Regions from separate parts of the Homo sapiens genome. Here region 2 is linked to region 1. Evidence: read pairs that join two places in POLR2A ChIA-PET (ENCODE). Cell type or tissue: B cell. All regions are shown on one strand. Links, peaks and the distances in the headings refer to the core of each region. The heading gives the core; the rest is flanking DNA. Region 1 overlaps CNP (2'',3''-cyclic nucleotide 3'' phosphodiesterase). Region 2 overlaps ZNF385C (zinc finger protein 385C).

Region 1 (11,726 bases), core at 2,352-10,351:
GCCTGGCGACAGAGCAAGACTTGTCTCAAAAAAAAAAAAAAAAAGAGGACCTGACCTGTGAATGGTGAACAGACCTACCATCTCTTCCACTAAGAAAATCTATTGGGATTTTGTTTTTTGTTTTGTTTTGTTTTTTGAGACGGAGTCTTGCTGTGTCACCCAGGCTGGAGTGCAGTGGCACCATCTCGACTCACTGCAACCTCCGCCTCCAGGGTTCAAGTGATTCTTCTGCCTCAGCCTCCCGAGTAGCTGGGACTACAGGTGTGCGCCACCACGCCCAGCTAATTTTTGTATTTTAAGTAGAGACGGGGTTTTACCATATTGGCCAGGCTGATCTGGAACTCCTGACTTCGTGATCCACCCACCTCGGCCTCCCAAAGGGCTGGAATTACAGGCGTGAGCCACCGCGCCCGGCCTTTTTTTTTTTTTTTTTTTTTTTAAGACTGAGCCCAGTCTGGGTGCAGTAGTGCCATCTTGGCTCACTGCAACCTCTGCCTCCAGGGTTCAAGCAATTCTCCTGCCTCAGCCTCCTGAGCAGCTGGGATTACAGGCATCCACCCCCATGCCTAGCTAATTTTTATATTTTTAGTAGAGACAGGGTTTCACCATGTTGGCCGGGCTGGTCTTGAACTCCTGACCGCAAGTGATCTACTGGCCTTGGCCTCCCAAAGTGCTGGGATTACAGGCGTGAGCCACTGTGCCTGGCCTTCCATTGCAACTTATTTATTTATTTAATTTTTTTTTGTTGTTATGTTTTTGAGACATGGTCTTACTCTGTCACCCAGGCTGGTGTGCAGTGGTGCAGTCTCAGCTCACGGCAACCTCCACCTCCCAGGTTCAAGAAATTCTCCTGCCTCAGCCTCCTGAGTAGCTGGGATTACAGGCACCTGCAGCCACACCCGGCTAATTTTTATATTTTTAGTAGAGACGGGGTTTCACCATGTTGGCCAGGCTGGTCTCAAACTCCTGACTTTGTGTGATCCGCCCATCTTGGCCTCCCAAAGTGTTGGGATGACAGGCGTGAGCCACCGCACCCAGCCGGAATTTAAAATAAGAATGATGGTACTATATAGATAATGCTGAGTCCTCTCCAGTTCAGTGTGGGGGTATTTGTGTTTAATAAACCTAGGTTCACCACAATAAACATGTTCCTCTGCCTAGCAGTTAAGAAGATCTATAAGCAGTCAAAAACTAGTGAAGAGGTTTTGTTTTGTTTTGAGACGGAGTCTCACTCTGTCGCCCAGGCTGGAGTGCAGTGGCGCGATCTCTGCTCACTGCAAGCTCCGCCTCCCGGGTTCACGCCATTCTCCTGCCTTAGCCTCCCAAGTAGCTGGGACTACAGGCACCTGCCACCACGCCCGGCTAATTTTATTTTATTTTATTTTTATTTTTATTTTTTTTAGTAGAGACGGGGTTTCACTTTGTTAGCCAGGATGATCTCGATCTCCTGACCTCGTGATCCACCCACCTTGGCCTCCCAAAGTGCTGGGATTACAGGCCTGAGCCACCACGGCCAGCCGTGAAGTTTTAAGTAGGGGCACTGTGGACCAGATTTTGGCTCTGGAAATATATTTGTGATAGGGGTGAGGAGGTTGGGGTTGGAGGGAGTAAGGAGAATGGAGATGGAAGGAAGACACAAAAGGTAGGAAAGGATTGGAGGGCACAGTCAGGGAGTTAGTTAGTGGTAGACTCAGCAGGAGTTGGTTGCTATTCAGATGTGTTGGGGAAAGTGACAGGCATAGCTGACTCGGGGTCATTCACTAAGCCAGGAGCCCAGGAAGACACACAGATGCAAGCAGAGAAACTCACTCTGGGCACGAGGTGGCTGTGGGATCACCTGGTGGGGGTCAGTCCTTCTGTGAAGCTTGGGCAGTCAGTCAGGGATGGGGCCACCAGACATGCTGTGGCCTTGCAAAAGTGCACAGAGCCAGTCAGGCAGGAGTTGGATTTTCCAGTTCTGCTGCTTTCGCTGCCATGTGATCGTGGGCAAGTTACTTGAACCACCTACATATGTTTTGTTGAGTATTAATTGGGAATGATACTTACCCTGACAAAACATTACTAGGATTAAGTAATGTAATGTATGCAAAGTACCTAGTACTTTGCACCTAGTAGGTGTTTTTGTTGGTTTGTTGTTGTTATTAAGACAGGGTCTTGCTGTCACCCAGGCTGGGGTGCAGTGTTGTGATCATAGCTTACTGCAGCCTTGAACTCCTGGGCTCAAGTGATCCTCCCACCTTAGACTCCCAAAGCACTGGGATTATAGGTGTGAGCCACCACGCCCAGCTAATAAACCATAGCTTTTTTTCTAGCCTAGAGTCTACGGAGTAAAAGACATGGAATCAAATACAGTAAATCCTAGATCTTGCTCTTATATTTATTTTTGGTAACATTTAAGTGATACATTTTATCCTTTTTAGTAGCCGCTCCAGCATTATAGGGAGACAGAGTATGGGGAAAGTCTTGTGTAAGTGCAAATGGCATTCCATTTGTTGAGAAAACAGCCCAATGAAGCAAGCTGAAGCAGAGAAAGCTTCCTTTGGGGCAGCAGTTGGAAGGAGAAGGGAACATGTCCTAGGAGTGGGATCAGGTAGCATGTTTTGCACGGGATGGGGCAGGTTTGCTCACTTGCAGTCTGAAGTGTTGGGAAAGGAGGGGAGTGAGACTCTCCAGGAAAGCTTTGGAGATCTGTTCTCAGTGTCATCAGTTCTCTTCGAACATTTCTAATTTTTCACCTTTTCTTCCCTTCCATGTTACTTGCCCTGCTCTACAGATTTTGATCCAAACAATATCTTCAAGGCATTCTTTGGCGGTCCTGGCGGCTTCAGCTTTGAAGGTAGGTGGGCCTGCTGTTCTTGGGAGTTCCCAGATCACAAGCCAACACACTCATTGCCTCTTAGGCAGCTCTTTGGGAGTCAGAGGGGCCCATGAGCGGGGGCAGCTGAATTCTCATCTAGCAGGGCATCTATCCACTCGGCTGTTGCTAAGGATGAAGACAGGAAGGTTCCCAGGCACCCCTTGCCTTGGGACCTTTAGCCACCGCATCTCTGCAGGGTCAGGGAGGCATCTCTAACTGCCTAGTACCAAGGCTTCTCTGCAAGAGCAAAGGTACTATATAGATAATGCTGAGGTCAGAAGCTACCCATGTATAATACAGTCACGTGCTCCCTCTTGCACCCAAAAACAGCCTGAGCTGTTTGATACCCATAGAGTTTCTCTCTGTGTTTGAGTTTGAAGCAGCCCTTGAAGACTTTTCCATAATCAGAGCAAAGTGATCTTCCTTAGAAAATCCATAGCCAACTACCAACCCCTCTTTTCTCTTTCAGCATCTGGTCCAGGGAATTTCTTTTTTCAATTTGGCTAATGAAGGGCAACCACCCAGAACCCAGAAAATGCAGATTCACTCAGTTTAATCTTGAATGTGGAAACAGTTCACCTCCTCCCTTCATCACGTCTCCGTGTGCTTAGAGCAGTTTCGTTTTCTCAGTTGGATGCCCTGTGTCTCTGTGAGTGGGGTGGAGCAAAGGGAACCAATGCCGAAGACCGAGGGCAGGGGAGGGAGGCGGGGGTGGACAGGGAGGCAGCTTGTGAATTTTTGTTTTACTGTTTAACTTTATTAAAAAAGAAAAAAAAAAGAGAATAAAATGTTTTGACCCTTCCTGGCCCTTTGCTCTGGCATCTGCATTGTCTCCAGTCTGTGAGCCAGAGCTGAGCCCGACCTGGACTTGGGGTGCAGCAAGCTGCTGCATGCGGGCTGTGGGCACCCAGCCTAGTGGCAGGTGGGGCACTCTGCCTCTCCCAGACCTGTCCAGCATGTGAGTGCTAGGCAGGCCCCGGCTGTGCCTCTGGGCCCAGCCTAACATCAGTCACAGAGAAGCGAGTTCAGAAAGCATGCTCACTTTACGGTGGGGCCCCAGAAATCACTAGAAGCTGTGTGTGTCCAAAGCTCAGGTGGGTACTAAAAGCTGTGTGCGTCCAAAGCTCAGGTGGGTACTGACCTAGACAGGGCAGTTTACTTACAAAGACTCTCACAGTTCCTGTTGCAGTGTGGGTTCGAGGGAGATGGTAGACAGAGATAAAACCCTGCCTCCTGACCCCCAGACCCATTTGAGGTGGGACAGGTGGCTCCAGAGCTCTGGTCTGGCCACTATTTTTAGCAAAAGCCCCTGGCCTTCTCTGCTCCCTTTCTGCATGCAGGAGACACACTGCTCACGGATGCAGCGGCATGCACCATGCTGTCCTGTCAAGCGTGGTGTTCAAGGTGAGTAGCCTTCCCAGGAGCTCCAGGCACAGACTTGAAGCTCTAGCTGAAGTTCAGAGATGGCCAGGGACAGGCCTTGACCTAGAAAGGTAACTTAGGATTTCTCTTCATCTGAGCTCCTGCCCCTTTCTTTCAAGTCTTCCCCGGCTGGTGCCTTAGCCATGGTGGAATGATGCCTGAGTCAGGTCTTGGAAGTTTCCCATGTGGCTGACTAGGCCTCTGATGGCCTGGAAGGGACTCAAATGTTAGATCTTCCCTGGTGCTTGAAGTTTCAGTGACCTGCAGGTGGCCTTCCCTAGAGAACTGGGAGAAACCCATACCAGGAGCTTCCGGTCTTACTGAACTCTTTCTGATCCAGTGGGCTGGGGACACCTGTGGGCTTGGTGCCCTGGTTAATGGGGGATGAGAGGCTTTTGTGCTCCACATCCCTCGTACCCAGCCAACCCCCACCTTCTGTATGAGTCTGAGGCCAGCCTCTGCTTTCTGCCTCCTCATGAAAGCCAACACTGTTCAGCTGCCCAACCTCACCACAGCTGTGCCCGGCCAGCAGAGGGGAGACAGGACCGATGGCCCCAAGCTGTGGGACAAAGCCAGTCCTAATACACCCAGCCCTAGGGAAGACTGAGCTGGGCACAGAAGGGTAAGAGAGACTGCACACAGCTAGGATTAACATGATTTATTTCATTATCAGTCTTACAGGTTGCTGAGGTTGGGCAAAGCCAGGATAGTAACTTAAATCCAAAGCACTTTTGTTGAGTGACAACCCGATTAGCAAGGCCCTGTTACTGAACAGAGGGCAGTGGAGGGCACCCCAGGAACCACAGCACACAGACTAGTGTTAGAAACCCCTTCCCAGAAGCAACCGGTGGGACTTGGCCCTTACCAGCCAGGGGTCTACTCCATTGGCTCTTGGTGCCCACCAGCCCCTGTTAGAGGAGGCCCAGAGGCCTCCAGAGGCACCATGGAGGCAAGATGGGCTGGGTAGAGAGCAGGACTGGAGCTTCCTCACCAGGGTTCTGCCTCTGGCCCCGATCTCCCCATCCACACAGCGGAGCCAGGCCACTGGAAAGGACAGCCAGTCCAGCCCCTTCCTGGAGTGAGGCCCCCAGCCAGCGGGGATGTGGCGGCTGCTTAACTGTTCTGCTTTCTTCCCTAGTTATCAAACTGTTACCTAGTTATGGTGTGAAGGGGAGGGGGCAGGGACTTAGGACCAAAGGTGGGAGGTAAGCTCCTTTTTCTACCCTGGTAAATAGCCCCAGCCTTCTTGGGGCTACACTGATTAAGAAATGGGATCACTCAGGAGGATTGCTTGAGCCCAGGAGTTCGAGGCTGCAGTGAGCCATGATCGCACCACTGCACTCCAGCTTGGGAAATAGCAGGACCCTGTCTCTAAAAACAAAGAAAAAAGACAAGGAGATGGAATCAAAGCCCAGAGGTCCTCCCCTTCTCAGAGCCACCACTAGTTCTCTGTGACCATGGAAAACTACCCCCAGCCCCACTGCCTTTTGCCTCCGGTCAGTGGGTTTTGCGGGGCTCTGAGGTGTCTCCCCACTCACCCAGCTCTGGGCAGAGCAGCTGGGCTGGGCTGGGGCTGAGCTAACCAGAACCTGGAAGTAGGGCTCGGGGTTCTGGCTGTGGCCCCATCCCTGGCTTGGCCCAGCCTCGTCAGCTTTGGTCCAGGTTCCTGAATGGTGCCTCCCTGCCCACCTTGTGTTGGGAGCGTGAGCATTAGAGGGGAAGAGGGCGGACAGGAAGGGAGGGTCAGTTATTTTACAAGTTTTTAAAAAGTTACAGGTAGGTTAACTTTGAGTAAAAAAAAAAAAAAAAAAAATGTCACAAAACAAGGATCAAACAGAGGGCACGTTTCCCTCTCCCCTTCCCTTCTAGGGGCATAAGTGGTGGTGAGAACACTCATATGATGGTGCAGGACTGCAAGGCGCCCCCCTTCCGGCTACCTTGCGTGGGCACAGGTTTGCCTTTCCCGTAGTACCCCGTGAAGATGGCCCTGACCTCCATGTTCTTGGCCAGGGTCAGCATCCAGCGCCCATTGCCCAAGGAATAGAGCTTGCCCCGGCTTAGCTCGCCCACCTCCTCGCCTCGGCTGCCCCCCTTCTCCTGCCGCAGAATCTCTAAGAGGTCAAGGCCCGTCTGCACGGCCTCTACGTCAGCTGCACAGCCGAGGGTGATGTGGGCGCGGCTCCCCCGCGGCAGGTTGTCAGTGGGTGACAGCTTGTCCACATCACTCGGCCACAACTGCAGTTGCTGCTCGCTTAACTCCACCCGGGCCCCAGTCGTCTTGGGTGTCACAAAGAGGGCAGAGATGGTCAGCGTGAAGGCCTTGGAGTAAGATTTCTTTAACACCTGGGGAGAGTGAGAAAGAGGGGCCCAAGCTAGAGATGGCAGGCTCTTGAGGAACAGCTGACCCAGGGAGGGTCCCTCCTGGAGGAGAGAAGGGGAAGTCTAACAGAAGTGAGCACAGCTGAGCAGGGGTCGGTATAGGCCCAGCATCCACTAACAACTGCGGCACGCACCTTCCATAGGCGCTCCAGGCTCAAGTGAGAAACACGAAGGCGCTCAGACAGGGCCACACGGGGACAGCCGGACTTCCTGAGGGAGCCCAGCTCCCTGCACACTGGCTTCCGGCCTCAGCGGGCTGGCTGACCTCTCGGTGCCTTGGCTTCATCACCCGTAAAACAGGGAGAACCAGAGCCTACCTCAGAGTTAATGTGGTTATGAGAGTGACTAGGTAAACAGCCCACAGGGGTGTCCGCGCACACAACAGCTGCTACTGTTGGCACCGCTCAGCTTCCCCTGGGACCCAGACAGCGCCCTGGAGGACAGGGTGAGGTCAGACTGAGGTCAGACTCGCCCTTGATGGAAACCTGCTCTTACACTTTGGTTCCCATCTGATGATATGTCTGCTTCTATCTGATTCTTTGAGACAGCCCATCCCATCTCAGCATAAACGCTTTTCTATTTTTGCTCACGATCCCTTGTCCCAACAGTGTCTGGCATGAAATGGGTAGTTAATAAATGCTAAATGAAGGCATGGTTAGGGATGGTAGCTCAGGTGTTACATATTCATTCCACTATGCTAGGGTGCTGGAACCACAGGAGTCAACGAAACTTAAAAACTCGCCCTCAGGGGAGCTTCCATTTGGGAGGACACTCTAGTGAACAAACAAACGATTGTGCTAACCTAGGCAGAGAAGTGGGAGAGTGGGCTTGGGGGTGGACACTTGGAAGTTGGAGACTGTGGATATGGGTGACATGCCTGGCATTCAGGGATCACTGTCAGTGGCTGTGGGTGTAAGGTGCCAGCTGTGTGGTGCAGAAAGGTCTCGTACCCATTAGCCAATAAGCTTCATTATCGTATGAAACTCCCTCACTCTGGGGCCAGGCCAGACCTCAGACCTGGGGACAGGGATGGGGACCTCAGTGCACCAGGCTCCCTGGGGGCGAAGGACTCCTAGTCTTTGGAAGGTAAAACAGGCTCAGAGAGACCAGAGCAGGAGCCCACTGTGGACCAGCATTCTCCATGAATCTGCAGAAGGCGAAGGTGCTTGGGGGCAGGTGAATGCACAGGCTGGCAGTACTGCCAGGGCAGGCTCCTTAGAACCTGCGGCTGAGGTCTATGCAGCTACGCCTGGGGACAGGGGAGCTAGGAGGAGGAGATGCCATTTTTCTTGAGCTGCCATCTGGTTTTTGGTCCCTGCCTGGCACCGGTACCTATCTTCAGAAGATGCTGCAGCCCCTTCTCCCCCAACCTCCCACCTCCCCCATGTGTCCCTGGGGAAGACTCACATCTTGTTGAGCGTACTCCTCTGCCCCGGGAGCCTTCCCGTAGTCACAAAACTTGGTTGTGCAATGCAGCACGCCTGGGGGTCTCTTTCCAAAGTAGGTGACCAAGTCCATCTTCTCCCTGGGCTCATCCCCAGGGACGACTGCCGGGAGAAAACGGGTGCAGTCAGGGCAGGGGAGCAGGGGCATACCAACATCCGCCACCAGGACCACCGAGGCCCAGCGCAAAACACTCGGACACTAAGCATCACCTCTCCAGCAACCCACTACAGCTCATTCATTGGTTAGTTGGTCAAACTAATGGCAACTTTAGAGCAATAAAAAGTTAAAATTCTCAGGCCAGGTGCGGTGGTTCACACCTGTAATCCCAGCACTCTGGGAGGCCGAGGTGGGTGGATCACAAGGTCAGGAATTCAAGACCAGCCTGGCCAAGATGGTGAAACCCCGTCTCTACTAAAAATACAAAGAAATTAGCCAGGCGTGGTGGCGGGCGCCTGTAATCCCAGCTACTTGGGAGGCTGAGGTAGAGAATTGCTTGAACCCAGGAGGCAGAGGATACAGCGAGCCGAGATAGTGCCACTGCACTCCAGCCTAGGCAACAGAGCAAGACTCCGTCTCCAAAAAAAAAAAAAAAAAAGTTAAAATTCTCTGGCTTTACATTGTATAGATCTTTCCATCTCTTCTCCAAACTCTAAGGCATTTGTAACAGAGGCAGGCAGTACAGGCCAAGGGAATCTAAGATTTACTAGCACCACGTCTCAAAGGGGAAGCAAGTCATGGGAAGTGGGGTGGAAAGAAAACAGAGGGCTGGGAACAACATGGTACGGTGGAAACAGCCAGAACACAGTGAATATCTCAGCTCTGCCATGTACCAGCCATCGGCCTCGGGCAAGTGACCAACCCTATCTATCAATCCAGCACAACAGTTAGGGTGACCATATACCCCAGTGTTCCCAGGACCACCAGGGAACTATCAGTAGTGCCCCATTTCACTCAGGGGCCCATCTGGACAAGCAGTCACAACGTCACCATCAGTTTAATACACACCTTGCAGGCCTATGGGGGGGCCTCCTGGTACAGGAAGGGTCTTGGACTATAATGGGGTGACATTATGGGGCTGGAAGACACAAAGAGGAGTGGAGTATCTGTGATTTTGATTTCCAGACTCCACACCTGTGGCTGTCTTTGGAGTCACTCGCTTTTTCCTGTTATGTTCTGAATTGAGTCCCCATGAGGATGTCTCGCCCTCCACAGGGGAGGAAGGCCTCTCCTGAGAGCAGCCTTGCTGGCCCATTACATTTCTCCTGCTCTAATCCTGGGCAGAAAAATCCAGTTTTCCTTTACAAATAAAATAGGCTGGGCATAGTGGCTCGCACCTGTAATCCCGGCAATTTGGGAAATTGAGGCGGGGCGTTTGAGACCAGCCTGGCCAACATGGTGAAACCCTGTCTCTACTAAAAATTTATAAATTAGCCAGGTATGGTGGCGGGTGCCTGTAATCCCAGCTACTTGGGTGGCTGAGGCAGGAGAATTGCTTGAACCCGGGAGATGGAGGTTGCAGTAAGCCGAATTGCCCCACTGCACTCCAGCCTGGGCGACAGAGCAAGACCCCCGTCTCAAAAAAAAAAAAAAAAAAGATCTGGCAATCATCCTGTCAAGCTTGATTCGTCCCATCTTGGGCCAAGGGCCCCTCCTTTCTTTTGTGCTACCGACCAGCCTGGTCAAGATGGTGAAACCCTGTCTCTACTAAAAATACAAAAATAAAAAAAAATTAGCCGGGCATGGTGGCAGGCGCCTGTATTCCCAGCTACTTGGGAAGCTGAGGCAGAGAATTGGCTTGAACCCAGGAGGCGGAGGTTGCAGTGAGCCGAGATCATGCCACTGCACTCCAGCCTGGGCAACAGAGCAAGACTCCGTCTCATAAATAAATATTAAAAGCAACTTTGAGCAGTAGTCACTCCAGGGCAGAGCCACCAGCTCACAGGTACAGGGCTTGCTCCTGGCCAATGTCACTGCAAGCACCACAGTTCACTGCAGAGTTCAAGTTTAGGAGCTGAGAAAAAAGCTCTCTGAGAACCCATACAGGCACAAATTCCCTGCTTCTGTGCAATATACACAATGTCAACAAACCAGAGTGGGGCTATTTCAGGCATGAAGATCATCTAAAATTGGGGGTGGCTGGGTGCGGTGGTGGCTCACGCCTGTAATCCCAGCACTTTGGGAGGCCAAGGCAAGCGGATCACCTGAGGTCAGGAGTTCAATACCAGCCTGGCCAACATTGTGAAACTCCGTCTCTACTAAAAATACAAAAATTAGCTGGACGTGGTGGTGCACACCTGTAGTCCTAGCTACTCGAGAGGCTGAGGCAGGAGAATTGCTTGAATCTGGGAGGCAGAGGTTGCACTGAGCTGAGATAGCGCCACTGCACTCCAGCCTGGGCAACAGAGGGAGACTCCGTGTCACAATAAATAAATAAATAAAATTGGAGGCAACCAGAAATGGCCTAAAGGCATATAGATGGATTAGTGGGTGGCACTTCTCCAACAGGTCACTCCAGGAGAGCCACCAGGACCCTTCTTTATCTCAAACCTATCATTGGAGCAAAAAGCCCATGCCAAGAGAGAACCCTGCTAGAGTGGCCAGAGTCCAGGGTTCCAGCCCGTAAACCCCACATCCCTCCTGGGTCCATGTTTTTCCATCTGAAAACGGGTTTTGGCCTAAGTGTGAGACTTGTGTCCTCTGGAGCTGCAGATGCCACAAACCCATGAGTAAATTGAGCAGTCCGAGGCCTGAGAACCATCCCCAGTGAAGCCACAATAGTCCTAGTTTTAATTTTTTTGCAGCTTACAATTTCATGTGATTATTATTATTATTTTTTGGAACATGATTCTGCTGCTAAAAATGCGTTGGAAAACACTGGGCTTGATTCCCCCTCTAAGGTTACATTAGAAGAGGACATGTTTCCTGTTACTACAGTAATTTGTTTTTCCCACCTCCAAGACAAGGGACAGTGGTCTACATTCAGGCTGGGAAAAGGGTGTCGGAGAGAAGAGGGCTAGAAGGATAGGTGTGGTGGGAGGAAAGGCGCTCTGGGAAGCCCCCGTGTTCCCAATGTGCTGCCAACTCCCCAAGGCTACCACTGGGACGCACCGCTTGCCCCTGCCCCCGCTGAGGTGAGCCTCTCTCTGCCTCCTGCTGCTTCGTGCTCCATCCTTTGAGTACAATGATGGTCCTTTGCCCGCAGCACCCTGTGCCCAGCAAGGTGGGCTTATAAGGCCCCAACCTGCCACCTACATTGTCGCAGCTCCTTCTTGAAGGCCTTGTGGTTCCCCAGCTCTTCCAGGAAGACCTGGCCGGCTTTGCGGAGGGTCTCAGAGCTCTTCTTGGTCAGGAACCAGCCGAAGTAGAGCGGCAGGAAGTCCTTCTCCAGCCCAGGCTTCAGCTTCTTCAGGTCATCAGCCGACAGCTGCCACTGGTTCTTCTCCTTGAGCTGGGCACAGTCCAGCCGCCACGCCGTCTTGGGCTCCACCAGCACCACCTGGTACTGGTACTGGTCGGCCATTTCAAAGAGCTGCTCCAGCCGTTCCCGTTCGTGGTTGGTGTCATCAAGCACAAGAATTCTGATGTCCCGGCGGCGGCAGTAGGCAGCCAGGTCCTCATCGAG
Region 2 (11,726 bases), core at 2,075-10,074, 110 kb before region 1:
GAGACTCTGTCTCAAAAAAAAAAAAAAAAAAATGTTTTGCAGAGGCCCAGCTTGGCGGCTCACACCTGTAATCCTAGCACTTTGGGAGGCTGAGGCGGGCAGATTGCCTGAACTCAGGCATTTGAGACCAACCTGGGCAACATGGCGAAACCCTGTCTCTACTAAAAATACAAAAAAAAAAAAAAGAAAAAAATTAGCCGGACGTGGTGGCGCACACTTGTAGTCCCAGCTGCTCAGGAGGCTGAGCCACAAGATTTGCTTGAACCTGCGAGGTGGAGGTTGCAGTGAGCCGACATTGTGCACTCCAGCCTGGGCAACAGAGTGAGACTCTGTCTCAAATTAAAAACAAAAAAAAATGTTTTGCAGACAGGGTCTCCATATGTTGCCCAGGCTGATCTTGAACTCCTGGACTCAAGCAATCCTTCTGCCTTGGCTTCCCAAAGTGCTGGGATTACAGGTGCACGCCACCACGCCTGGCTAATTTTTGTATTTTTAGTAGAGACGGGGTTTCACCATGTTGGTCAGGCTGGTCTCGAACTCCTGGCCTCAGGTGATCTGCCTGTCTTGGCTTCCTAAAGTGCTGGGATTACAGGCATGAGCCACCGCACCCAGCCCAGATCTTTATACATTTTAAGTAGTCTTTAGATTGTTTATATAAATAACATATCTGTATAAAATATGGAAAATATTGAACATAATTAAAATTATGACTGGCCAGCCATGGTGGCTCACACCTGTAATCCCAGCACTCTGGGAGGCTGAGGTGGGAGGATGGCTTGAGCTCAGGTGTTCAAGATCAGCCTAGGAAACATAGCAAGACCCCATCTCTAAAAAAAAAATTTTTTTTTAAATTAGCTGGGCATGGTGGTGTATGCCTGTAGTCAAAGCTACTTGGGAGGTTGAGGCAGGAGGATTGTTTCAGCCCAGGAGGTGGAGGCTGCAGTGAGCCGTGATCATACCACTGTACTCTAGCCTGGGCAACAGAGTGAGACCCTGTCTCCAAGAAAAAATAAAATAAAATTATCATTGATAATATATTAGATTTTTATGAACTAATATAATTGTGAAACGTTTATATTAATAACACTCATAAATGTAACTGAAAGAAGATCTATTATTATTTATTATTTGACGATGTCTTTTATATGTCTATTTAGTTTAAAAAGGCTTAATTTAGGATTTTGATCTTGGAGAAACCTGCCAAAGATGTAAAAATGTTTAAAACACTTCATCAAAACAGAATCATAGGTCATTCTAAAATAATAGTTTTTTGTTTGTTTTTGGTTTTGGGTTTTTTTTTTTTTTGAGACAAGCTCTGTCGCCCAGGCTAGAGTGTAGTGGTGTGATAATAGCTCACTGCAGCCTGGAACTTCTGGGCTCAAGCAATCTGCCCTCATAGGTTGGACTACAGGCATCTGCCACCATGCCTAGCTATTTTTTTTTTTTTCAGATATGAGGTCTTGATATGTTCAGCACAGACTAGTCTGGGACTCCTGGCCCCAAGCAAACCTCCCATCTCAGCCTCCTAAAATGGTGGGATTATAGGTGTGAGCCACTGCATTCACCCAAATAATATTTATTTAACCAGAGTGATAAACGGCTTTAAAAGTGGCTGGGTATGGTGGCTCACGCCTGCCATCCTGGCACTTTGGGAGGCCGAGGCAGGTTGTTCACCTGAGGTCAGGAGTTCAAGAACAGCCTGGTCAACATGGCAAAATGCCATCTCTACTAAAAATATAAAAATTAGCCTGGTGTATTGGTGGACGCCTGTAATCCCAGCTACTTGGGAGGCTGAGGCAGGAGAATCGCTTGAACCTGGGAGGCAGAGGTTGCAGTGATCTGAGATCGCACCATTGCACTCCAGCCTGGGCGACAGAGTGAGACTCTGTCTCAAAAAAAAAAAAAAAAAAAAAAAAAAAAAGACTTGAAAAGCAATACAGAAAGTTACATGGATGTAAAAACTTTAATTCTTTTAAAGTTTAGTTTTTTTTAAGTAATCAAAAACTTAATAAAGACAACACAGGATTTTCTTGGTAAAATGTAAAATCTTTGTTTTTTGGGCCAGTTACCAGAAAACAAAGACCTCCTGTAGTGTGATTGGTTTTTTAAAACATTTTGTTATGGCCAGGCGCGGTGGCTCATGCCTGTAATCCCAACACTTTCGGAGGCCGAGGTGGGTGGATCATGAGGTTAGGAGATCGAGACCATCCTGGCTAACTAACATGGTGAAACCCCGTCTCTACCAAAACTACAAAAAATTAGCGGGGGCGTGTTGGCGGGTGCCTGTAGTCCCAGCTACTCTGGAGGCTGAGGCAGGAGAATGGCATGAACCCGGGGGGCAGAGCTTGCAGTGAGCTGGGATCACGCCACTGCACTCCAGCCAGGGTGACAGCAAGAGACTCCATCTCAAAAAAAAAAAACAAAAAAACATTTTGTCACGAGTCAGGAGCTTTGTGAAATTATGCTGGCAAGCAAAAATGAACAGACATGGTTTCTTACATTTGCCACTTTGTCTCTCAAGAGGTACTGTTTTTTGTTGTTTTGGTTTTTTTGAGAAGGAGTTTCATTCTATTGCCCATGCTGGAGTGCAGTGACGCAATCTTGGCTCACTGCAACCTCCACCTCCCGGGTTCATGCCATTCTCCTGCCTCAGCCTCCAGAGTAGCTGGGATTACAGGCGTGCACCACCATCCTGGCTAAATTTTGTATTTTTAGTAGAGACGGGTCTTCACCATGTTGAACAGGCTGGTCTCAAACTCTTGACCTCAGGTGATCCACCAGCCTTGGCCTCCCAAAGTGCTGGGATTACAGGTGTAAGCCACCGCGCCTGGCCTTGCCTGGCTAATTTTTGTATTTTTTGTAAAGACAGGGTCTCATTATGTTGCCCAGGCTGGTCTCAAACTCCTAGACTCAACCAATCCTCCTACCTCAGCCTCCTGAAGTGCTGGGATTACAGGCATGAACAGCCACACTGGCTGATACCTGGTTCTTTAGAGGGGATGGAAAGGGCGTCCTGGAGCACCTTTGCCTGGGGAAACATAATTGTACACTGTCTGCCATCCCAGGGCTGGCTCTTAGGGCAAGGCCAAGAGTGCAGTGGGTGGGAGAGAAGCCAGATGCCACAAGAGGAATCCTGGGACCAGAGACTCAGGTGAGGGGGTGGAGTAGGGATCTAGAGGAGCCAGTCACCACACTGCCACCTTTGGCCTAGTTGTGGGAGCAGGGGAGGCTGGAAGAGATTTGGTATTCCTTCAACAGAAGGTTGGTATTCCATCAGAATCTCTGGGAAGAGGTCGGGCGTGGTGGCTCACGCCTGTAATCCCAGCACTTTGGAAGGCTGAGGCGAGCGGATCACTGAGGTCACGAGTCATACCCTGTGAGGTGCTGGGCTTGGTGCCATGTGCCATGGATGAGTTGGCCTTACCTCTAGGAGCCCAGGATTCAGCCAGACATGAAGCACGCCATGGAACAGGATGGCATAGGGGCTTCAGCCAAGGGGCTGAGGTGGTGGGAAGCTTCAGGCTTCATGGTAAGCCTAGGAGCAGCAGCAGGACTTGCCTGGAGAAAGGCGGGGGACTTGCTAGGCTGGGGGCAAGGCAGTGGGACAGTGCTCATGGGAGCAGCAGGTGGTCCCATGCAGTGTGGCCAGGCTCAGTGTGAGGAAGACTCTGAGAGCCAGTCTCTGGAGCTCGCCCTTGCTCTCCTAGAAACTCTTCAGAATCTGGGCACCTGTTGATGCTGGGCCTCACCCCAGGCTCCTGAATCTGAACCCCTGGGGGTGGAGCCCAGCCTAGGATGCCGGACAAGCTCCTCAGGTGGTGCTCCTGTAGCCAGGTACTTGGGAAGCCTGCTGGGCATGAGGCTTTCACTGTTGGCTGCATGTCAATCACCTGGGCAGAATTTTACAGTCTCAGGCTGCACCCAGACCAAGCCTATCAGAATCTCTGGGTAGAGGTTGGGCGTGGTGGCTCATGCCTGTAATCCCAGCACTTTGGAAGGCTGAGGCGAGCAGGTCACTGAGGTCAGGAGTTCGAGACCAGCCTGGTCAACGTGGTGAAACCCCGACTCTACTTTAAAAATATAAAAATTAACTGGGCGTGGTGGCAGGCACCTGTAATCCCAGCTGAGGCAGGAGAATGACTTGAACCCAGGAGGTGAAGGTTTCAGTGAGCAGAGATTGCACCACTGGATTCCAGCCTGGGTGACAGAGTCAGACTCTGTCTCAAAAAAATAAAATCCCTGGGGCGGAGCTTGGACATCAGAATTTTCCAAGGCTGCTCAGGTGATTCCCGTGAGTGGTTGTGGCCAAAAACCCTCAGGCAGGCCTATCCCTCAGGTCAGCCAGGTCTGACAGAGCCCCTCCAGAGGGGCCCCTCCTGAGTGCTGGTCTTCTGCAAGCCCTCGTCCATCCTGATTCATGTGTTTATCTGCTTATTGTCTGCGCCCATCCTTCTTCCCCTAACCCAGATTTGCAAGTTCCATGAGGGCCCTTTGGACTTCCGTTCACTGCTAGATCCCAAGGTATAGAGTGGACAGGCTGGCATATAGTAGGTGTTCAATAAGTGTTTATTGAGTGAATTTATCGACCCCCTACTCTGTGCCAGGCACAAAGGGAGACGCTATCCCTATATCACCTCTTGGTTCTCCCAACAACCCCATGAGGTATATACTACTGAGTCCATTTTATAGATCAGAGAGGTAAGGACTTTGCCCAAGGTCTGATGGCTCCTGGAGCTCATGCTCTGTCCTTCACCCTCCCCTGCCTTCCAGCCAAGGCCTCTGAGTGGCCCTGCTGTGGGAAGCTGCTTGGAAGCTGCACCAGTGGGCCTGGGGGGCACAGGACATGTTGACACAGCCTGTCCTCAGGGCGTTTCTTGGAACCTCTCAGCTGGTTTTGAAAGGACTCCTTCTTCATGGCCTGCAACGGCTTTGTGCCTCCTCCCACCGGACCGATTTGAGAGGAGGACTTTGATGTGGTCAGCAGCTGCTCCCTGGCCAGCAAGGTGGACCATGGATACCCCACCATCTCCCTCAGCCAATGGACTTGGAGGTTCTCCCTTCCCCACCCCAGGTGACCCTGGAATCTTGGTGTCATCCTCAATCTGCCTCCATCCTTGTGAGGTTAGGATGGGTTAGGATTAGTTTCTCATATTGAGGAGGAGGACAGGACCCCAAGGCCTGAATCAGTGGGCTGGGATGGGAGGATCCTGCTGGACAAACTAAATAAAAGCTTCAGGAAATGAAGGGAGGGTCAGGGAGACTTACAGATCTTAATTTCCACAGGGTTGAACCTGGCTGGTAGTCAGGGCCTTTCCTTCCCAACACCTTCTGAATGCAGCTCTTTAAGTAAGAGGAAAGGTGGCCAAGGTCCCCGTGAGGACCCCTGGATCCTCAGGCTTTCCCTTCCCTTCCATGGGGCAGTATAAGGCTGTCCTCTCAGGAAGCTGACTGCCTTCTAGAATGCTGCAATTGCAGCTAATATTCTGGAGAGACGGCCACCCCACTGTTGGACACCCCAATTTCCAGCCTCCTTTCTTCCAGCTCTGGCCTCTCCTACACACCCCAGGTAGCTCTGCCAAGCTGGATGAAGAGGTTGAAATAATTTCTGTTGTGTTGGCAACAAATACAAGCTGAATAGAGCTCTGAGTTGGGAAAAATTGATGGCTGCCTGGCAGCCTTGGGAGGCAAGATGATGGGCAGGAGGGGAGCCTGGACATGGGGATGGGCACCCTGGGTTGGGAGAGTGGATCATTGATGAGATCTTTGGCATTCTACCCAAGCCTGTTTGTCTTCTTTCTTTTTTTTTGCTCCATTAGTTTCCAACGCAAGGCTGTGAGGAAGTTCTTTCTATGGTCTTATCACCATCCCTCCTGCTGTAACTAATGACATCATCCCTCACATCGCAGTGGGCTTTTACAGTTTTAGGGCATTTTCCTTCTTTCTTTTTTTTGGGGGGTGATGGGGGAAGACAGTCTTGCTCTTTCACCCAGGCTGGAGTGCAGTATCACAATAATAGCTCACTGTGGTCTTCAACTCCTGGGCCCAAATGATCCTCCTGTCCCAGCCTCCTGAGCAGCTGGGACTACAGACATGCACCACCATGGTCAACTAATTTTTTTTTTTTTTGTAAAGATAGAGTCTCAAACTCCTGGCCTCAAGTGATCCTCCTGCCTCAGCCTCCCAAAGTGCTGGGATTACAGGCGTGAGCCACTGTGCCTGGTCAGTATTTTTTTTTTTTTTTTTTTTGAGACAGAGTCTCACTGTCACCCAGGCTGGAGTGCAGTGGCATGATCATGGCTCACTGCAGCCTCAATCTCCCGTCTCAGTCTCCCCAGTAGTTGGGATTACAGGTGTGCACCAGCATGCCCAGCTAATTTTTGTTCATATATGTGTGTATATATATATATATGTATATATATATATATTTTTTTTTTTTTTTTTGCGAGACAGGGTTTTGTCATGTTTCTCAGGCTGGTCTCAAACTCCTGGGCTCAAGCAATCCACCCACCTGGTCCTTCCATCCTTCCAAGGTGCCGAGATTACAGGCATGAGCCACCGTGCCGGGCTAGTATATTCTGTTATCTTATTTAATCTTCTCAGACATCAGCCTTGAGTCAGAGGAGTTATTATTAGGCATTGTTGTTACCATTATCTCCATTTTACAGACAGGAAACTAAGATGTGAAGAGAAGGGACAAGTTCCCAGTCACACGATTAGTGGCGAAGTTGCAACGTAAACACATTTGCCTGACTTCAAGTTACTCCAGTTCCCCGCAGTCCCTCCAAATTACACCCGCAGACACACATGCTCACCTCTCTCCCCCACCTCCTCCCCCTTCCATCTTACCACAACCCTGAGGCCACCCCCAGGGAGATCATCCTGTCCATGCCCCTGCCTCTGCCCCAGTGCAGTGGAGCCTCCACGTGGCCTGTATCTGGAGCTCATCTGGTCATGGTCCAGGAGAAGGTGACAGTGGGAAAGTCGGGGGAGTCAAGGGTGTCAGCTGCTGCTGCTTCTTTTTGAGCAAAGACTTTGAAAGTTTAATGTGATAATCTCATCCTGATTACTGCAAACTGAGGTCCTTGGGCTTGTCCAAGAATCCATTACCAACCTCACATGAGGAGCAGGGAGGTTGCACTGGGTTCCCCGCCTCCCTGCTCCCCCAGTCCCCCATGCATACTGGGAAGGATCTGAGTGTTGGTTGAATTTTTTTTTTTTTCTTAATGGAAAGAAGGTGTTTCTGGATCATGGTAGAGATTCTAGGCTTCCTACCTCAGGACCTGGACCAGGAGACCCCAGCCCTTTCCTTTTACATCTGGGAATTTAATATCCTAAAAAGTGCGACTGGTTAGTAGGTTGTGAGGCCAGTCAGAAGGCGTAGAAAATCAGCCCAGCCAGGGATCCCTGGCCCTTGCATCCCCCCACCCCAATACACCGCCAGGGAAACTGAGGCCTGTTACTGTTGTCTCCACATCATCTCTGCCCAGAAGCAAACCAATTAGCACTGTGTCTGGTTCTGTGTTCCCAGTGCCTGTCTCATTATTTGGGGATTTATGTCCCGGTCACTGTGAAGGACAACTGTCCCGGTTTCCACTGGGGGAGCCTGGCTGGCGCTGGAGCCCAGCAGTGGCAGGAGGTGGTGCCGTCCTCCTTGGGGCAGGATGGGGATTTGATTTCAGGGGGATTTGCAACCAGTGGGGAGCCGCCCTGGGCACATGGTGGCTCTGGGCTATTTTAGGAGGCAAAATGTGGGGGGAGGGGTCACAGTGGACTTGTTCAAGCCACTAGAGAGTCTGCCCTTTCAGTGGGGGCAGAAAGAACCCATGATGGGTGGGGTGGGACAGGCCTACCCACTGTTGGGGCCTCTCCCACCCTCCTAGAGCCCAGGAGTCCAGAATGACGCCACCCGTCCTAGCCCCAGTCTGGGCTGTGGGCCGAGCAGGGAAGCTGCTGGCTGGGCCGGGGTCTCTGCTCCTTGCCTGAGTCCCTTTGTTACAGGCTTTGCTTCAGCTGGGGCCCTTAGTGTTATTATTATGAACAATTCTTTTAACCACCTCTTATCTTTGTAGTAGAAATGTTACTTATTGAACATTTGGGAAAGGCCCCAGGAGCAAGAAAAAGGGCACAGCCTTAAATCCAGGCCCATCAGCTGCTGTTCGGTATGGGCCTCTTCCAAGCTGTGTAATGTTGAGGGTTGCATAAGTTCCTTCACCTCTCTGAGCCTCAATGTCCCTCTCTCTAAAGCCGGGACCAGCAACACCTAATTAATAATGCCCCTACTATTAGTTGGGCACATATTATATGGGGTACTTTGCAGGCATGATGTCACACCATCCTCTACACCGTTACCTGTTAATTGCCCTGTTTTAGAGATAAGGAAACTGAAGCTCAGAGAGGGGAAGTAACTTGCCTAAACTCACACAGTCAGAGCAAGGTGCCTGATCCATTTCTCTTTGCACCTACAGTGAGAGTTGGTTCATTCCTCAAATCCAGCAATATGTCTTTGTTACTTTCTGTGTGTCAGGCACTGTTCTAGGGCTGAAGAGTCATCCACAGACAAAACAGAGGAAGAGGAGACAGTGGATAAGACTGGCCAGTAGTGAGAGCTGGAATAGTCAAACTGGAGACTCAGAGGCTTTATTTAGACTAAGCGTCATTTTCTGGAGTGGGGAGGGCAATATTTAAGGGGCCTGAATCCCTCACTGGGCAAGTGGAAGGTGGACCAGGAAGGGCTAGCACCACCTCACACCCCCAGCTCTCCATTACCAGGAAGAGCTTTTTCATTTGTTCTTCCTCTTCACCCCACCTTTGTAGGAAAAAAGTTACTGGGCATATTGGGATAAGGCCTTTAGAAGCACCATGGTATAAAGGAAAGAGACACCCTATGCTTTGGAGTCATCCAATGGGGTCCAAATCCCCACTCTGCCCCTTTCTAGCTGTGTGACCTTGGGCAGGTAAGTTAACTTCTCAGAGCCTCCCCTTCTTTGTTTTTTTTGTGTGTTTGTTTGAGACAGAGTCTCATTTTATCGCCCAGGCTGGAGTGCAGTGGCGCGATCTTGGCTCACTGCCAGCTCCGCCCCCCGGGTTCACACCATTCTCCTGCCTCAGCCTCCTGAGTAGCTGGGACTACAGGCACCCGCCACCACGCCCAGCTAATTTTTTTGTATTTTTAGTAGAGATGGGGTTTCACCGTGTTAGCCAGGATGGTCTCGATCTCCTGACCTCGTGATCCACCCGCCTCGGCCTCCCAAAGTGCTGGGATTACAGGCGTGAGCCACCGCGCCCGGCCAGAGCCTCCCCCTCTTTATCTTCAAAATCTGGAGAGTAGTAGCAAACTTTCAGGGTTAGTAGGGGATGAAATGAGTGGGAAAGGGCATGGGAAGGATCTGGCACACAGAAGGCCCACAATAGACGGCAGTGTTTTGCCTGCGTGCAGAGTTGGAGTTTAGGGGTGTGTTATTCCTAGGTATCTAGGTGAAGCCACGTCTTTGTGGGTGGCACTAAGCTGGCACCTGTGGTCCTGCTGAATGATTTCAATAGGCTAAGCAGAATGGGAGAGCCAGCAAGCCCAAACATACGGTCTGGGCCTCCCAGCGCAGGAAACTACCATTCACTCGGGGGCTGGGATAGGGAGGCTGAACTCACCAGTGCATCACGTGAAAATAGACCTGGGGGTTTCAAGGACGCTCAGCTCTATGTAAAGCTAGTTCAAGGCTGAAGAAAAACTGAGGGATGGGCAGCATTCACAGAGGAGGGCAGAGATGGGGGGAGGTTGTGCTGTCCCTTTTTCTGTTCTATGGAGGATACCAAAAGCCTAAAAGAGTTTAGAGGAATGTGCTAGGCACAGTGGCTCACGCCTGTAATCCCAGCACTTTGAGAGGCCAAGGCAGGTGGATCATGAGGTCAGGAGATCGAGACCATCCTGGCTAACACGGTGAAACCCTGTCTCTACTAAAAATACAAAAAATGAGCTGGGCGTGGTGGTGGGCGCCTGTAGTCCCAGCTACTGGGGAGGCTGAGGCAGGAGAATGGTGTGAACCCGGGAGGCGGAGCTTGCAGTGAGCCGAGATCGCGCCACTGCACTCCAGCCTGGGCGACAGAGCAAGACTCCATCAGAAAAAAAAAAAAAAAAAAAAGGAGTATAAAGGAATGTAACTGGGATAATCCAACACTTGGAAACCATTTATTCAACACATTTTTAATTAAGTGGTTTAGATCAGGTCAGTTGGTCACCATGCAAGGTACCAGGCAAAAGAAATGAATGAAGGCCCAGAACTACCCTGGGGGAGGAGCGCTCAGTATAGTTGGGTAACCAAAGCAGGGTTTGGGAGAGACAGTTTAATTAATACAGTGTGATAAGGGCAGTGTTAGGGTCTCATACAAGGTGCCCTGGGAGCACATACAAGGGGGAGGCACATCTTCAAAGGCTTCCTGGAGGAGGTGACCATGTCAGGGGAAGAATAGCTGAGGCAAATGGGTCTCTTTAGCTGGGAGAAGAGCCCCTTTAGGAAGAAACTGCCTGCTGTGTTTCTCTGGCTGTGGAAGGTGGAGTGCACGTTTTCTGTGTTACCAGGCAGCAGATCTACGACCATTATGCAAGCATTATAGGGAAACAGGTTCCAACCCCCCATTTTAATTAACGTTAGCATAGTGGAATGGGCCATCTTGTTAGGTAGTGATCTCCCCATCATTGGCATGTTCAGGCAGAGGCCAGAGGATACCTTGTCAAAGCTGCTACAAAAGAGATGGGATGACCTCTAAGATCCCTTCCAAGTCTGAACAACTGCAATTCTCCGTGGACAGCCACAGGATGTGGACTGTGATGGAGATCAGTGTGACCGGATTAAGTTAGAGGATGCGTGTGCTGTGGGATAGTGAGGTACATATGGTATACCACGACTGTCCTCCTCACCCTGGATTTACTTTTTAAAAACATCTTTGGCCGGGCGCGGTGGCTCACGCCTGTAATCCCAGCACTTTGGGAGGCCGAGGCGGGTGGAACATGAGGTCAGGAGATCGAGACCATCCTGGACAACATGGTGAAACCCTGTCTCTACTAAAAATACAAAAATAACCTAGCGTAGTGGCATGCGCCTGTTGTCCCAGCTACTTGGGAGGCTGAGGCAGGAGAATCACTTGAACCTGGGAGATGGAGGTTGCAGTGAGCCAAGATTGTGCCATTGCACTCCAGCCTGGGCGACAGAGTGAGACTCCGTCTCAAAAAAAAAAAAAAATCTTTAGTAACTGCTTTATTGAAATATAATTGCATACCATACAATTCCCCCATTTAAAATGTACAATTTAATGTGGATTTATCTTAAAAGTGGAAATGCATTTATTATTCATTCAACAACTATTTATTGAGCATCTATTAAGTATGCAGTAAGCTTTGCACTGGTGTTGTGGATAGCTGGGAAATAAGGGCCCTGCCCTCATGGGGGAGACAGGTCAGGGTGCAAACAAAAGAATTACAACCTGAGAGATACCCTAAGAGGGTGGTAAACTGAGTCTGAGACTAAGAGTGATGAAGCTGGGGAAAGGGGCTCCTGGGGAGGTAACATTTGAGCTGGGGCCTGAGTGACAAGGAGGTATCTCTGTGAATGTTGGGAGGATGTTCCAGACTGAGGGGAGAGCAGGGGCAAGGCCCAAGGCAGGGGTGAGTTGGTGGTTGGTGAACCAGGAAGTGCTAGGAGACTTGGTGGCACCGTGGGTGAGGCATCCCTGAG

What was found. Peaks named below come from ENCODE experiments on the same cell type or tissue, not always from the same donor. Only the 100,000 strongest peaks of a DNase experiment are listed, where the experiment ranks them.
Region 2: POLR2A ChIA-PET joins it to region 1 with 5 read pairs; 7 of 35 experiments call an interaction of 5 or more read pairs at or near these places.

What each region holds. Positions count from the first base shown.
Region 1 is chr17:41,968,371-41,980,096 of GRCh38, reverse strand. CNP (2'',3''-cyclic nucleotide 3'' phosphodiesterase) reads right to left here. Exons shown (of 4, transcript NM_033133.5): 2 at 11,357-11,726; 3 at 8,066-8,205; 4 at 2,357-6,622. The coding sequence ends at 6,173. DNAJC7 (DnaJ heat shock protein family (Hsp40) member C7) reads left to right here. Exons shown (of 14, transcript NM_003315.4): 13 at 2,774-2,836; 14 at 3,327-3,662. The coding sequence ends at 3,364. Among named protein-coding and RNA genes, the nearest start is that of CNP, 7.4 kb to the right of the region's middle. RefSeq lists enhancers at 3,174-3,253, 6,805-6,924, 11,155-11,712, 11,713-11,726. In B cell, for the core only: no CTCF peak of the experiment used is centred there; DNase peaks (open chromatin) are centred at 3,498 and 7,056; H3K27ac peaks cover 1,481 bases.
Region 2 is chr17:42,073,903-42,085,628 of GRCh38, reverse strand. All of the region lies in intron 1 of ZNF385C (zinc finger protein 385C), which reads left to right. Among named protein-coding and RNA genes, the nearest start is that of ZNF385C, 19 kb to the left of the region's middle. In B cell, for the core only: no CTCF peak of the experiment used is centred there; no DNase peak of the experiment used is centred there; H3K27me3 peaks cover 296 bases.